Regions from separate parts of the Homo sapiens genome. Here region 1 is linked to region 2. Evidence: read pairs that join two places in POLR2A ChIA-PET (ENCODE). Cell type or tissue: CD4-positive, alpha-beta T cell. All regions are shown on one strand. Links, peaks and the distances in the headings refer to the core of each region. The heading gives the core; the rest is flanking DNA.

Evidence for each region. Peaks named below come from ENCODE experiments on the same cell type or tissue, not always from the same donor. Only the 100,000 strongest peaks of a DNase experiment are listed, where the experiment ranks them.
Region 1: POLR2A ChIA-PET joins it to region 2 with 13 read pairs; 10 of 35 experiments call an interaction of 5 or more read pairs at or near these places.

The regions. Positions count from the first base shown.
Region 1 is chr10:110,889,480-110,897,816 of GRCh38, reverse strand. PDCD4 (programmed cell death 4) reads right to left here. Exons shown (of 12, transcript NM_014456.5): 7 at 8,187-8,284; 8 at 7,147-7,261; 9 at 3,619-3,726; 10 at 3,295-3,405; 11 at 1,730-1,869. Among named protein-coding and RNA genes, the nearest start is that of MIR4680, 4.4 kb to the left of the region's middle. In CD4-positive, alpha-beta T cell, for the core only: CTCF peaks have their summits at 3,828 and 4,030 (motif pointing right); a DNase peak (open chromatin) is centred at 4,056; H3K27ac peaks cover 1 bases.
Region 2 is chr10:110,800,666-110,809,002 of GRCh38, reverse strand. The region is part of intron 7 of RBM20 (RNA binding motif protein 20); the gene reads right to left. Among named protein-coding and RNA genes, the nearest start is that of PDCD4-AS1, 66 kb to the left of the region's middle. In CD4-positive, alpha-beta T cell, for the core only: CTCF peaks have their summits at 4,777 and 4,988 (motif pointing left); DNase peaks (open chromatin) are centred at 4,982 and 6,182; H3K27ac peaks cover 2,050 bases.

The DNA.
Region 1 (8,337 bases), core at 49-8,048, 89 kb before region 2:
TTTTAATAAGTTCACTATCCAAACAGAGTCACATTAAAAAAAGTTGACTCAAACTAAAACATTTTATTTAGAAATTTAAAATTATTTCTAATTAATTTCTAATTATTATTTGTAAGCTTAACAGTAAGCCAAATAGGAAACACTAACATAATTCAGAATTATGCAAACTGGAGCTGTGCAACCTATCAAAATATCCATGTTTGGCAATTTAAAAAAAAATGTTTTATCAACTGTAGAAAAGCCATAACTTGAATGTGGAAAAAAATCAGAATTACAGCCTATGCCCCATTTTGGGATTCGTGCTTTGTCAAACTCAAGAAGCCCTGCTCTATAATGTAACCACACTCTTACCTACATGTAGTGGCAATAGCCCAGAAGGAACAGCTGGCCAGTGGCCTAAAGCAGTAAGTGGGAAATAGAACTTAGGCAACATTAGCCCTTACTCTCTGACCCCAGGCCAATAGGCACAAGCATGCAAAACCACACACAAATGTGCACCTTACCCAAATAGGCTAAAAGATGAAGGACCCAAGTCAAAGCTGTATGGTATGTATACACAGAAAGTTTATTGCCTCATGTGACCCTTGAGAATAAAGCCACACAGAAACAATCAGACTTTCAAACAGAGGCTGAAAAACTTTCAAAAAGCCAATGCCAGGGTACTGGCCCCTTTTCATATTAAGTCTAAGTGGAAAACAGCTACATCATCTTGAACATAAAGGCTTCAGACTGTATGAGACCAAGGTAGGGAATGAAAAAGCAGTCAATAATAAGAAGGCCAAAGTTCAGAGTTTTTACTGATGTATATCACTTGGCACATCCATACATAAATCCTGCCATCACCAAGCTAACGTCTGTATTTCCAAACATTTCTAGTAAAGCTATTAAACTATCTTTCATCACTTTCTTTTCCCTCTCTTTTAATGGCTTCTAAAATTCTAAAGCAAAGGCCCCTACCAGGAAATATTTTTCTGACTTTTAATTCTTACAATGCACTTAAAAATATCAAAGCTTAAGAAATTTTCCAGATAAAAAATTATAAGAACTTAAGATTATATAAAACTGACCCACACAAGCAAAAAGTTTAGCTATTACTAAACATTTATATTATTACATTATAAGCTTCATTATTAGCTTTAACAACAACAAAAAAACTTACCAACTAGTAGCAAAAATATTAATAGCTCCAAGGAAAATCACCCACACACATACACTTTCCAGTGAGAACATCCTCCACACACCCCCCAACACACACACTTTCTAGTGAGAACATCCAATTAGCCCTAATTCTCCAACCTGTAAAGAAGTCAAGGAAGCCACATCCAGTACAGGTAAGAGCCTAGATCTTTGAAGCCAGAAAAGTCCTGAATTCATACTTGGCTTCTACCATGTACTAGCCATGTGACCTTAGAAAAAGTACATTATACCTCCCTAAGCCTCAATTTTCTCATCTTATCACTGATAATACCTACTCTAAACACTGAAACTACTTACAACAAAGGACCTGCTCCACAAGATTAGTTTCTTTCAAATAAACTAGGACTTCATGAGGCAGTCCTGTACAGATTTACAAGGGGGCTAAAACAAGCTTCGCCCTTCTTTCTCCATGAACTCACAAGAGTCACGTTCTTCAGTGACTTCAGGGAACGATAAACTAACTTAGCAGTTAACCTTCCCAAAGATCTCATCCACTATTTTACATTGAGAAAGTAGTATTTAAATAAAGTACCTTGAAGGACAAAGATCTCTGAGTTGTTTGGAAATTATTCCAGCCTGAAAACATTCTTCTACAAACCGCTCCAGCACAGAGTATGAATGTGGGACATCCAGATTAATGTCCGGAATTTCATTGTAAATTCTCTCATAACCCTACAACAATGAAATTACATGCAGAATTGTTAGCCCATATAAAATAAATGTCATAAAACACAATCCATCACTATGTCATCAATTTGTATTTAAGGCCAAATATTCAAATGGTTAAACTGAAGTCAGATTTGAATCGTGAGAAGCACAGAAAGTAGATTTGTTACAGTGTTTTACAACTGTTCTCTTTTATTAGAGTCAGGAAATAACAGACATTGGCAAGGTTGAGGAGAAAAGGGAAGGTTTATACGCTGTTGGTGGGAATGCAAATTAGTTCAGCCCCTGTAGAAAGTGGTTCGGAGATTTCTCAAAGAACTCAACATAGAATTACCGTTCAACCCGACAATCCCATTACTGGGTGTATACCCAAAGGAAAATAAATCATTCTACCAAAATGACACCTGCATTTGTATATTTATCGGGTACTATTCACAACAGCAAAGACATGGCATCAATCCAAGTGCCCATCAATGGTGGATTAGACAAAGAAAATGTGGTACATATACGCCCATGGAATGCTACATAGCCATAAAAAAGAACAAAATCATGTCCTTTGCAGCAACGTGGATGCAGCTGGAGGCCATTATCCTAAGAAAATTATCACAAACATAAAACCAAATAATGCATGGTCTCACTTGTAAGTGAGAGCTAAACATTGGGTACACACAGACATGAAGATGGGAACAATAAACATTGGGAATTTCAAAAGTGGGGAGGTAGGAAAGAGGACAAGAGTTGAAAAATTACCTATCAGGTACTATATTTACTACCTGAGGGACAGGATCATTAATTAGAAGCCCAAACCTCAGCATCACACAAAACACCCATCTAACAAACCTGTACATATACCCCTCTGATATCTAAAATTAAAAATATAAATAAAAAAATAAGTAAAACTGGTTACATAGCTAAAAAATTTTTTTTAAATACTGTTCTCTTAAAAGAGCTGTAAGCAGACATCAGACATTGGGCAAACTCCTTTCCCATCTACTTCTCTATTTACACTTACTACCTTTTTAAAAAAATACAAGGCAAACAAAAACCTCACAAACATTTAAAACAATAATCATAAAATTTTTAATAGGAAAAAAGTACTTTATAATTTGTTAAAAGTTAAAGGTTCATGTTTCTCTCTAGATATAAAATAGAAATTGTCACATCTTAGAAACCGAACCCTTGAGGTAGAATACATAATTACATTTGTTAAAGTAGGTAAAAAAAAAAAAAAAAACACTGCAGTGTTACTTTCCAAAAAATGGTTGCAAAAGGTTCAAACCTCAAACATTACCATTAAGAAAAAACAAAACATATAGGCATATTAACACTAAACATACCTAAAGAAAATTTCACTGACAATTCATAATCTGTATTCAATCATATATTTAAGACATAATCCTACAAGTTGTTCAAAAACAATGTTATACTTACTCTTTTCATTTGGTCTACAGTAATGGTAGAAGACTTCCAAAGGGACTTTAATAAATCCAAAATCATCTTAAATGTACTTTCTCCAGTTGACTCTAAAACCATTATAATAGCCTAAAAATTGAATCAATGAGTGAATTTTTGGTTAATTCATATATGAAACTGCTCCTAAAATGCACCTAGATGCCTTCTGTAATCGTAGAAATTTAATAACCACTTCCTCCTTTGATATTAAAAAAAGGATGTACATTATTTAAAAAGCATAAGTCGCTACAGTACAAAAAGGAACACTTAATAATTATCTTTGACATGGCAAGGTAATCTTACTTCATATACAAGCTCATGGTGAAAATGAGGTACTTCCAGTTCCTTAAGGCAATGTTCAGCTTCAGATATGTCTCCAGAGAGTAAATATTCTTTCAGCAGCATATCAATCTATTAGATTTAAAAGTTGAGATGTGTCAGAATTCCTAACTTTTAAAATATCGTGCTTGCCTACAGGATTATTTGCCCTCATTCCAATATAATGAAATAGTGGGTAACAAACAGCTAATAACATATACATTGGATGTGGTACTATTACAACAGAATTTTTCATAATTAAAAAATAAATCCCCAATTTTTAAATGGTTCATAATTATGATTCAAATGCAATGCTTCAGTGTGTCTGAATCACTGAGAACTACGAATAGGTTTATAATGCATGCGTCCTGGGTTGTGACCATAATGCTCTAGTGTGCCACTAAAAATAAGGGATTTTAAATACCACTAGAGGGCACTAACAAAGTTTCAACATAAAGTGGCACAAAATATTTCACTTCTATCAAGACGCTCTTAATAGTGCACTGAGAGCCAAAAAATGAGAGATGATAATGGGGCATTACTAGAGAGGGCAAAGATTTCCACATAGTTTCTCTTTTCTCTACAACTGAGAATTTGAAACTCATTATCTAAAATGTTCAATAATTCAGTTTCCAGCTGTAGCTAAAGAGACAAGTCTTGATTTTCCCGCTCAAACTTGAACATCTCAAAAAAGTGGGAGAACTTTTTCAGCACAAGAGTTTCAACTAGGAATATTTTTCCCTATATGTTATTTGTTAAAATCCCCTTTGTATTTGGTGGGCACATATCTAGTTGCCTGAATGTTGAATGTTGGCTGACTGAATTTAAAAAATCATATTTAAGTATCCTTCCAACTTCTATAAGATATTTTCATAAAAGGTAAAGTAAAATTTAATTGCTGTCATGCTTTAGGATATAATATTTACATGTAAGTAAATATGTATTTAAATATTTACATGTAAGTAAATATTTAAAGCATAGCATTTGAGTATTTTTACAATTACAAACTAATGCATAGTCATGCATCGTTTAACAGGGATACATTCTGAAAAGTGTGTTAGATGACTCTGTCATGGTGCAAACATCATAGAGTATACTCACAAAAACCTAGATGGTATAGCCTACTACACACCAGTGCTATATGGTATAGCCTATTGCTCCTAGGCTACAAATCTGTACAGCAGGTCACTATATTGAATAATATAGGCAATTGGAACACAATGGTATTTGTGTATCTAAACATAGAAAAGGTACAATAAAAAACAGTGTAAATGATTTTTAAAATGATACACCTGTATAGAGCACTCAATATGAATAGAGCTTTCAGGATGGAAGTTACTCTGGGTGATTCAATGAGTGAGTGGTTAGTGAATGTAAAGGCCTAAGACATTACCCATACACTGGCTATGCACTTTATAAACACTGTATACTTAGGCTACATTAAATTTATGAAAAAATAAAGTAACTGTGCTACAACATTACAACTGCCTCCATATCACTCAACGATAGGAATTTTTCAGCTCCGTTATAACCTTATGGGACCACCACCATCCCACACAGTCCATCACTGACCAAAACATCATAATGTGGCACGTGACTGTACTTGTTATTCAAATTATATTACTTACTTTTAACATTTGTTACATAACTTTAGAAGTATTAAAAATATCCCCCATCAAATTCCATGCACTTCTGAGAATGATAAATTACAAATACATTTATACATTTCTAAAAGTCTTCTTTGATCCAACCCTTCCATGTAAGCAAATATCCAAATAATGTCAACCTCAAACTCATATACTGGCAGTTTTATTTCCATTTTTATCTTGTCAATTTTCTTTATTGAGAGAGAATTCACACACCATAAAACAGCTTGTCCAGTTTCCAAAAATATTAATTTTGGAGAGTATTACCATCTTAACAATATTAAGTATCCTCATCCATAACCATGGGATATCATTCTATTTATTTAGGTCTTCCTTAATTTCTTTCAACCTGTTTTGCAGTTTTCAGTGTACAAGACTTGCATTTGTCTTGTTAAATTTATTCCTAAGTATTTTATTTTTGATGCTATCACAAATGCAATAATTGCATTTCAGATCATTCATTTCTACTGTATAGAGAATTGAATTTTGTGTACTGATCTTTTATCTTGCAACCTTTCTGAACTCATTTTTTAGTTAATAGTTTGGTTTCAGTTTTGGGGAGTTAAAAAATGTGGATTCATTCAAATTTTCTGTATACAGATCATGTTATCTGGGAATACAACTAGTTTTATCTCCTCCTTTCCAATCTGGATGCCTTTTATCTTTCCTGCCTAATTGCCCTGGCATCTTGACTATTTTTATACCTCAATTTTTCTAATAATTGTTTAATTTTTAAAAAACAGATACTGCAATCACGACATTACAAACACTGACTCATCTATTTTAACATATATAAAAGCAAAAACAGTCAAGGCTCTAACTACAATTTGAACTCCTTAACACTTAAGCTAGATACACATACACAAACACACACACACACCTCATTAAAAGACTTACTAAAAATCAAAATTGTAGTTACATGAAAAGATTATACTCAAAAATCAGAAGCACATGAACTACAAATCTTCTAGTTGCATGCCTTTTCTTAAAGAGATCTGCAGATAAGGAGTTTTTTCTGTTTTTTGGTTTCTTGTTATAGGACACCACATTGCAGCCAGAAAAAAAAAAAATCCATAGGGAATAAATCTGGCATTTTAATGCAATAAATCGCTTTTTTTTTTTTTTTTTTTTGAGACAGAGTCTTGCTCTGTCACCCATGCTGGAGTGCAGTGGTGTGATCTCAGCTCACTGCAACCTCCTCCTCCTGGGTTCAAGCAATACTGGTGCCTCAGCCTCCCGAGTAGCTGGGATTACAGGTGCGCACCACCATGCCTGGCTAATTATTATGTATTTTTAGTAGAAACGGGGTTTCACCATGTTGACCAGGCTGGTCTCAAACTCCTGGCCTCAAGCAATCCACCCGCCTCAGCCTCTCAAAGTGCTGGGATTACAATCAATTTTCTTTTAAAACATGCATATGGGTAGTGAATGTCCTCACAAAAATCTAACACTCTGATCTGCTCTAGTGCTCATAATTCATAACTCATTATTTAAGACTATCTAGTTTTAAATTGCTCATATAAAAGCGTATTTATTGAATAGCTAAAACACAGAAAATCTCATTTCAACAGCATTTGAAAATTATTAAATAATACTATAAGAAAAAGATTTCAGGCATTCCTTTGAAGTTCATAGATGGCTTGCTTATAATTATTCATGAAAGCCATTTTAACAGACTCATTTTTTAATCATATAATTTATAATAAAAGGTTATAAAGCCACATATTAAAAAAATTATTTCATTTTCCAATTGCAGCTGTAAGACCGAACTTAATTTTTGTCCATAAAAATACCAGCTAGTAGCCACAATTTATTTCACTCAGAGGAATACATATAAATTAAGTTAAAAACAATACCCAATCATTACCTCTTTAACAAGGTGATTGACAGATTGCTGCCCACCTCCAGAGCCCCACACACTATCTTTACGCTTTCCACCTTTAGACATACTCAGAAGCACGGTAGCCTTATCCAGAGCAGCTCTACAGAGAAAGAAAAAAATTTAAGTTTGATAGCTGGACATACCTAAAGTTTACTAAATTAGGGATAAAGCTGACAAAATCCTATATGCCCTAAATCTTTCACATAACATAAAAGCAAAATAAAATTCAAAACACTTTTTCAAAACAAAAAGGAGCAAAAAGAAGTTGATCCTCATGTTAATATTCTCATGCTCTATTTCATTTCTCATTCAAGAAAAATCAAAACACATTACAAAATAACTGATCTACACTGAGAAGAAACACTTCACATATAATTAACTTTCACCTAGATCCATGCCTTCCTACCCAGGGACACCATTCCACTATGATGTGAAGTAGCCCTAGAAAATTAAGTTAATATATAGACCTGAGGAAAACTAAGACATGGCTGAGTCCAAGTCTCCAAGAAGTTAAGAAAAATCAAATAGCATAACTCCCAAATATCACATTTAGTTATACCAAATATCATATTAATTATACTAAATCACAAGAGTGAAAAAGATACTTTCTGACTAAGATTTCTACAGTAGATAAATACAAAATAAAACTATAAATCAGGCCTCTCTTCTTAAGGTTATCCATCTTATTAGAATATTAAACTATTACACAATGCTAGAACCTGAAAACAGAACTTAAAGATCTGTCCAATGGTTTTGTTTCATAAATAAAGAAACTGAGGCCCAAAGAAGAGTGGCTTGACATGAAGGTAATTAATGATTTAGCTAAACTCCAGAACTTTTCCATTATAGTACTGTCCTCTTCCTGGTATATCATGCCAATAGTCTCTCCATTTTAACAGTGGAGAATATAGAGAAGTGACAAACAGATGTACAGAGTGTCTGATTAACACAAGTGTCATTTCAATAGGATCCTGTAGAATTTTCCCCTATTTTGAAATTCTAAGTAGGAAAAGTGATTTACTTACCTAGCCTGCACACAATCTACAGTTCCTTTGTAACTATCAATATAGGTATTACATAAAATTCCATCTCCAACAGCTCTAGCAATAAACTGGCCCACCAACTGTAAAAAGGAAAAAAAAAAGAGCTATAAAAAAAGTTAAATAACTTTTATAG
Region 2 (8,337 bases), core at 271-8,270:
GCTCAAGCAATCCTCCTGCCTTGGCCTCTCAAAGTGCAGGGATTACAGGCATGAACCACCACGCCCAGCTAAATCATGCAATAAGAGCCATACAAATGTTAAAAAGCATCACGTATCTCATTTGACAGATGGGAATCTCAGGTCCAGAGATGTGATCTAGCTGGCCTAGCATGGTATGAGTGCTCTGAGTGGCGTGGCTGATTATCTGTTATTGTTGAGATAGAGGGTTGGGCTGGGAAAAACACAGAGTAAAGGTGAGAATGAAGGAGGAGCTGCCTGCAGTTTCAGGGAGAGAGGTCAGGACACAGAAAAGAGATATAAAATGTTCAAGTGAGGGAGGGACCTCACCTCTTGTCATATGGAGATGCAAAATGAAAGAAAGTCAAAGAGAAGGCAGTGACTCCTTCAACTGTGCTTGTGAATAAGTCAGAGGTTTTAGAAGTCAGCCAATCCCCCATTCAAGAAAAGGCCCAGGAACTCAGCACTGGGCAGGATGTCCACAAGAAAAGGCACCACAACTTTGGCAAATGGTCCCTTATGTCAAACTGGAGCTGTAGAGATCAACCCTCTGTAAAGCCCATGAAAGTGCCACCTACAAATTACCAGATCACCCAAGACTTGCACTGGCCTCCAGCACCTCAGCCACTTAAACTGGACCTTGTTCAGACCAAGGCCAAACAAGGATAGAAGCCAAGCCTGTTGGTGTCGGCCAAGAAGAAAGCTGCTGCCCAGGATGTCTCCTCCCACCCCACCGTGTGGCTAGAGACCACTGGTCCTTCAGCCAGGGTCGGTTGTCACTTGGGGTAGAAGAAGAGGCTCACTTGGAGCTGACTGCACTTGATGTGGATCCCACCAAGCAGGTCTTCTTCCTGCCTGCCCACCTTGGGCCACACAATGAACTCCGGCTACTGTATCATCAAGGGAAAGCCAGCTGGGATGGCTGGTCCCTGAAAGGACCTGTCACAGCACTGCCTTCACACAGGCACCAGGGGAGCAGCAGAGCTTGGGAAAGCTGGTGGGAACCATCAGGACCAAGACCATGACATGAGATCTGCCATCGCCGGGAAGCCACACCCCGGGTCCCTCCCAAATCTGTGGCTTGCACTGCCAAGCTAGAATAGACAAAGGCTAAAGAATGTGCCCCCAGACTGGCATAAATGTATATGGCAATTCTTCAGAACATAAAATTCCCCATGGGAGTTGGATGGGGAGCTTTCTGTTGTAAAAAGAGTCCCCAAGGTTCCAGTTTTCTTCTGCTCTTCTGGAACTTCATATCCTCCTGGTTATTCCTTCCAGCCCAGATCCAGGAAAGACCGACGTGGGAGGAGGATGGTCTTGGCAGGGAGCGGCTGAGGTTTTGCAGATTACCCATGGCAGAGTGACTATGAGGGTAGGGCTCAGGTGCATGGGGGCAGGAGCAGGTCAGGCCAATGTCAGGGCCAGAGGCATTCCACGAGCTCTTGGTCCCTTCTGCACGTTGGTTATCACAGATGGCACCCCCAGGCCCTTCCCCTCAGGGGTGCCCCCAGTGAGGGGCAGAGCGGGCTGATCAGACACTGCAGATGAAAACATCCTCTAGTGGCCCATGCAGTTTCCCAGGGGTCAAAGAGGTGCAGTTAGAGTGAGCTTAGAAGAGCCTCTCCTTGGCTTAAACATTCCTCTGCCCCTTATTTTCTTAACCACAGAACCTCCTCCTGGGGTCACTTTCAGCCCATACCTCCTGGAGTTACTTCTATCCGGATCCCAGGTCCCCAGTGAGGGGGCCCCTGGGCTGATAATCTTCACACAGCCAGCACCAGCACAGAGCCTGGCATGGAGCAGGTGCTCCCTAACACTAATCCCAAGATGCATGGCTGGAGAGATGGAAGGATGTGGCTGCAGAGAATGAATATGAATCTGCAAATACTGCACGCTGGGGCTAGTGGTCACAGGTATTGTGATCCCTCCTGAGGATCAGAGCATCAGTTCTGCTATTTTAGGTGGTAATTGCAAATTGTTTGGTGCTCTCTGGACCAGCTGCCAGCTGCCATCTGAAAAGGGGACAGAAGTAGCCAAAGATTTTCAAATAAGAGAATTGACTTCGGAAAGCCCTAAGAAAATTCTCTCCACCTTCCTCTTTGGCCAGCTTCTGTATTCTGTGGGTAAAGGCATAAAGAAGGCAGGTGAAACAAAGCTGTAATCACCCCAGAAAAATTGAAATGGGAGAGAAAAGAGTAGGTCTATGATAAAATTTTGGTTACCTTTTCATTGTAGAAAATTTCAAACATACACAAAAGTAGAGAGAATGGTTTACTGAACCCCGAAGAATCCATTACCCATCTTCAGCCAACAATGATGACTAATCTTGTTGCATTTTGATATGGTTTGGTTCTGTGTCCCCACCCAAATCTCATGTTCAATTGTAATCCCAGATGTTGAAGGTGGGGCCTGGTGGGAGGTGACTGGATCATGTGGGTGGTTTTTAATGGTTTAGCACCATCCCCCAGTACTACTCTCGTGACAGAGTTCTCACGAGATCTGGCTGTTTAAAAGTGTGTAGCACCTCCCTGCTCCCACTCTAACTCCTGCTCTGGCCATGAAAGACATGTCTGCTTCCCCTTTGCCTTCTGCCACGACTGTAAGTTTTCTGAGGCCTCCACAGCCATGTTTCCTATGCAGCCTGTGGAACCATGAGCCAATTAAAGCTCTTTTCTTTATAAATTACCCAGTTTCAGGTAGTTCTTTTTTTTTTTTTTGAGACGGAGTCTCACACTGTGTCCCAGGCTGGAGTGCAGTGGTGCGACCTTGGCTCACTGCAACCTCTGCCTTCTGGGTTCAAGCGATTCTCCTGCCTCAGCTTCCCAAGCATCTGGGATTACAGGTGCCCGCCACCACACCTGGCTAATTTTTGTATTTTTAGTTTAGGTTTCACCATGTTGGTCAGGCTGCTCTTGAACCCCTGACCTCAAGTGATCCGCCCACCTCGGCCTCCCAAAGTGCTGGGATTACAGGCGTGAGCCACCACGGCCTGGCCTCAGGCAGTTCTTTAAAGCAGTGTGAGAACGGACTAATACACATCTGTACTCACCACCCTCCTTCCCCACCCCCTATATTATTTTGAAGCAAACGTCAGACATTGTTATCTTTACATCCATTCTGTGATGACAATGATTCCGCTCAACAGCCCCACAAGGGACCAACTACAGTGCTCAGAGTTAACACATCTTGCTGCTTTTAAGACAAGGGTGAGATTCCAAGCCCCATGCAGTCCTAGAAAAGTGCTGGCATATTAAGAGGGAGGCACCACCACTAGGAATCTCAACCCAGGAAGAGCAGCCCCAGCCCTGCCCGCACCTGGCTAGGTCACCCTGGGTCAAGGCTTATTGCCGATGGGAAACTCACTTTCTCCACCAGTGAAGGTGGGTTAATGAGGCCCATCTGGCATCCACCAAAAGCCTCAGGGCATGGCAGGCTACACCCGTAAAAGTCACAGAGTGCTTGGCCAACATGAAGGGAGCTGCTGGAAAGTTTCATGCCCTCTGACAACTCCACACCTGTTTTACACACTTCAAGAGTCCTGGGAAGACACTGAAACCTTCTAGATGAGCCCAGAACTCATCTGAGCCAGATCCTGTCAAGGCAGCCCTGACTGTTTCAACATTACCAGGCTTTCTAGGCTCGACATCATCACTCACCCGACTCCTGCCTGGAAGCTCTGTCTCTCTTTAGCTAATTCTCCCCTTCTTCAAGGCCTTGTTTAGGAATCTCTTCCCTTTTTCACACCCCTCAGTCACACTGCCTTTTGCCATGGAACTTCTGGTAGCTCCTGTACTTATGCACTCATGTTTAAATCTTGTGTAATTTTGCACAAGAATAATTTGTCTCCCAGTTGGAGAGTGAACTCTTCCCAACTGAGAACCATGTCTTGTATTGCTTTGTAACTATCAGCACATAGAGAAGACTCTCAATCATCTTCCCAACTGAGAGCACCATGGACCATTCACAAGACTGCTTCCCAGGGCCAGAAGCCCTCTCTGTAGCGAGGAGGCTGGCAAGACCAATGGCTCTGAAACCAGACCCTCTGCCCTCAAAAGCACCTGGGAGTCTCATTCCCACCCGAAGCCTATTGAAGAGAATCTCTGGGCAAGAGGACTCCCCCCACAAAAAATCCCCTGATGACCCTCTGATGAAGTGACTGGGAGACACTGGTTTAAATTATTCCAAGTTCACTTCTGCATCAGAGAGATTATGATTCCATACTTATTGACGAAGTTTCCATAGAACAACCCAGAATATATTCCAATCATCTTGTCCAGGTCTGCAGGAAGAAGGCTACTCACTTTTTGTTGTTCCTTCAGATTTTCTCTTTCTTATTCATTTTGCATATTTATTAAACATCTATCATGTGAAAGGTTCTGCCTCAAATAAGCTGAGGAACTCCCTTGCCACAGGAAGTATATGGGGAGATAAGATATGTGCATGAAGAAATATTCAAGAGAGGAAATGAAAAATACCTTAAAATCTCTCCCTTCTCTCCCTATACTTTACCTGGTGAGCAAAAGATAAAGTTAGAGGAGAAAGAGCAATCAGAATTTCTCCCCACCTCTGCAAACCCTGGTGGGACCTCATATGCAGCCCCTTTGGCCCAGAGACACACATGGATACAGTGTTTGCCCTCTACCTTCCCGGTAGCCACTCTCCCTCCTCCTGATAGCAGCTGTTCCTCCCTCATCTTGCTCCAGAGCTCTAGGTGGGTCTCTGTCCCAGCTCTGAGGATGTAGCAGATGACACAGGTCCAGCCAATCACAGCATGGCCTAGCCCTGGCCAGAGATCAATTCAGGAATGTGCACCTGTGCTAAGCTAGTCCAGTCAGAGCGACTCTCTCTCAAAAGTCTCAGGACTTTTGTGGGAGCTTCTAGGAAAAAACTCTGGCTTTCTCTTGTTGAAGGAAAGGGAAGGGGGAGAAAGAGCTGCTGAGGTCACTGTAGCCATCATGCCACCTAGAGGAGAGAGCCTGGGCTGCTACGGCCCATCCCAGGGAGCCCCCAGTAAACAAAGCCAAAAGAGCAGAAGGCAGCGTGGAGAGAAACCAAGTCCTAATGAGGGTCTCTGGGTCCTGAATCCAGCCGCACCTGCAGCCAGATCTACTCCTGGACGTTTCATTTACATGCATCCATAAATTCTTTTTTTTTTTTTTTTTTTTTTTTTTTGCTTAAGCCAACAGGCTTAATGGAGATGAATTTCTGTTACGTGCAGACAGAGTGGCAGCTGATTCATATCAACATAGGGACCATAAAGCATGCATTACTATGTAGTTGAGACATACATTAAGTTGTTTTCACATCTGTTATTCCATGCGACCTTCACAATGCCTTAAGAGGGAATATGGCAGCTTGGGGAGCAGAAAAGCCCTGCTAAAGATCAGAAAATAATGTGTTCTGCGCCCTTTCTATTCAAAGTGTTCTCCGAGGACCACCAGCAGCAGCATCTCCTGGGACCTCGTTAGAAATACGCAATAACAGCACTACCCTAGATATGCTGAATCAAAGTGAGTTTTCACAACATCACCAAGTGATCTGTATGCACACTGAAGCTTGAGAAGCTCTGTTAGAATACTATCTCTGCGGCTTCTTGGCTGGGTGACTATAAGCAAATTACCTGATTTCTCAGGTTTTTTTCACATAGACAACAGAGATCATGATAACACACTATAACAATGCAGCTTTAGTGCAAAACCAAAACAGCACTAAGTTTTAATCATAGCTCTTCCAGTAGCTAAGTACAATCCTGGGCAAGTTCCTGAATTTCTATTAGCTTCAGATTCCTCATCTGTAAAACTGAGATAATAATACCTGTCTAACAGGACTGATGTCAGGATTAAATAATGTATGTAAACTTCTTTGCCCCAGAGTACCGGGACTCAATTAAAGGTATACATTATTGTTATTGTTGTACTCTTATAATTACTGCTATTATACACCCTACACACTTCACAGGGTACAGTGATTACGAGACTGAAAAGATAATGTATGAAAAAAAATACTTAAAGCCAAATAACTCAAAGTATAGTCCTTTCCTGATCTGTAAACTGAGGTTCACAGAGGTTAAGCAACTTTTCTAAGCTCACTAAAGCAGGAAGCGGTAGAGCCCAGGCTGACATCACCATCTTCCAATCTAGGATAGGTCACATGGTTGTCAGTGGTTCTTTGTTTATTTGCTTTTTCTCCCACCAGACTGAGCTCCTCGCCAGCTTGCTACTTCTCCCTCCATGGCACCTGGCCCAGTTCCACCCACGGTGAGCACTCAGTGCACATTTGCTGAAAGCAAAACTCGACCATCTGACCTCTTTAACCCATGTTTTTTGCACCACCCCAAACTATCTCCCTCAGGAAGGTATTGCTATGCTTTGGTACTTTAATTTAAGAAGCCAATTACTGCCGTTAATCCTAATTAGAAACTTATGACAACATCTCATTTGGAGACCAAAGCTCTACTGGGAACTTAGTGTAGAAATTCAATTCCAGCCCCCAGGGAAGAATCCAGGAGACCAGGAACTTTGGTTGGATATAGAATGGGGTGGGATGCTTACTTGTCTGAAAGAAGCAATATACTTTTATTAGGAAAAAAAAAAAAAAAAAAGCCAGGTTCTGCCTGAAGGAGAACTGTTAGTAAAGGAATTTCAGAGGCAATGATGCAAGCAAAGCAGATTCAGGACTCTGGAAGCTGGTTGACACAGTGCCCATCTACATATGGAGACTTGTCAGAATGCCAGTCCTAGCCAGAAACATCCACTAAGCCTTTGTCTTCTAACTTCAACCTTGAAGGTGGATTAAGGCCTGTGGGTCTTAGACAAAATGGACCCTAAGTCAATGTGGAATGAGCTAAAGTGAACGGGAAAATCCCTATTAAATGGAACAGTAGAAAGCACAAAATAAGAGGGTAGATTCAAACACTAATACAGCATTAATTACAAGAAATCCAAATAGACTACGTGCTCCAGTTAAGAGAACTCCTGCAAACCAATAAGAAGACACAATGCAAAAGAAAAGCATGGGCAGATGACCTGAAAAGAAACAGCCCATCAGAGAAGATCCAGATGGAACAGCCAACAAACAGATGAAAAAGTGCTCAATCTCCATGCGCAATTAGGGGAATAAAATATAAAACTGTGATAAACTGGCCAGGCACGGTGGTTCACGCTTGTAATCCCAGCACTTTGGGAGGCTGAGGCGGGCAGATCATAAGGTCAGGATATTGAGACCATCCTGGCCAATATGGCGAAACCCTGTCTCTATTAAAATACAAAAAAAAAAAAAAAAAAAGTAGCCAGGCATGGTGGTGTGTGCCTGTAGTCCCAGCTACTCGGGAGGTGGGGAAGGAGAATTGCTTGAACCTGGGAGGTGGAGATTGCAGTGAGCCAAAATTGCACCACTGCGCTCCAGCCTGGTGACAGAGCAAGACTCCGTCTCAAAAACAAAACAAAACAAAACTGTGATAAACCATGATACTCTCCCACGACAGGCAAAAATTTAAAAGTTGGACAAGACAATGTGTTAGCAAGAATGTGGACCATTGAAAACTTTTTTTTTTTTTTTGAGACGGAGTTTCACTTTTGTTGCCCAGGCTAGAGTGCAGTGGCACAATCTTGGCTCACTGCAACCTCTGCCTCCCAGGTTAAAGCGATTCTCCTGCCTCAGCCTCCCGAGTAGCTGAGATTACAGGCGCCTGCCACCACGCCTGGCTAATTTTTGTATTTTTAGTAGAGACGGGGTTTCACCATGTTGGCCAGGCTGCTCTTGAACCCCTGACCTCGTGATCCACCCACCTTGGTCTCCCAAAGTGCTGGGATTACAGGGGTGAGCCACCACGCCCGGCCGAAAACTCTAATACACTACTAGTAGGAGTATAAATTTGAGACAACTAATTTTGGAAAGAGCTTGCTATCATCTAGGAAAGTTGAGGTAAGCATGCCTTATGATGCAGCTATCTCAATCTTAGTTATGTATGTACCTCTAGTTATATGCTCAAGTGCATATATACCAGGATGACATGTTTGAGAAGGTTCAGATTAGCCTTGTCCCTAAAACAACTCAAATGTCCATCAACAGTAGAATGGATAAACTGTATAGCCATACAATGGAAATGTATATAACAATGAAAATAAATAGACATGCCCAACAACATGGATGGCATCATGTTGAATGAAAGAAGCAAGATCTGTAAGAACACAGCATAATTCCATTTATATAAAGTTCAAAAACAGGCAAAACTAAACCATAATGTTTAGGGAGGCATATACAGGTGATAGAACTATAAGGAAAAGCACAGATATGATTATCATTGAAGTCAGGAGAGTA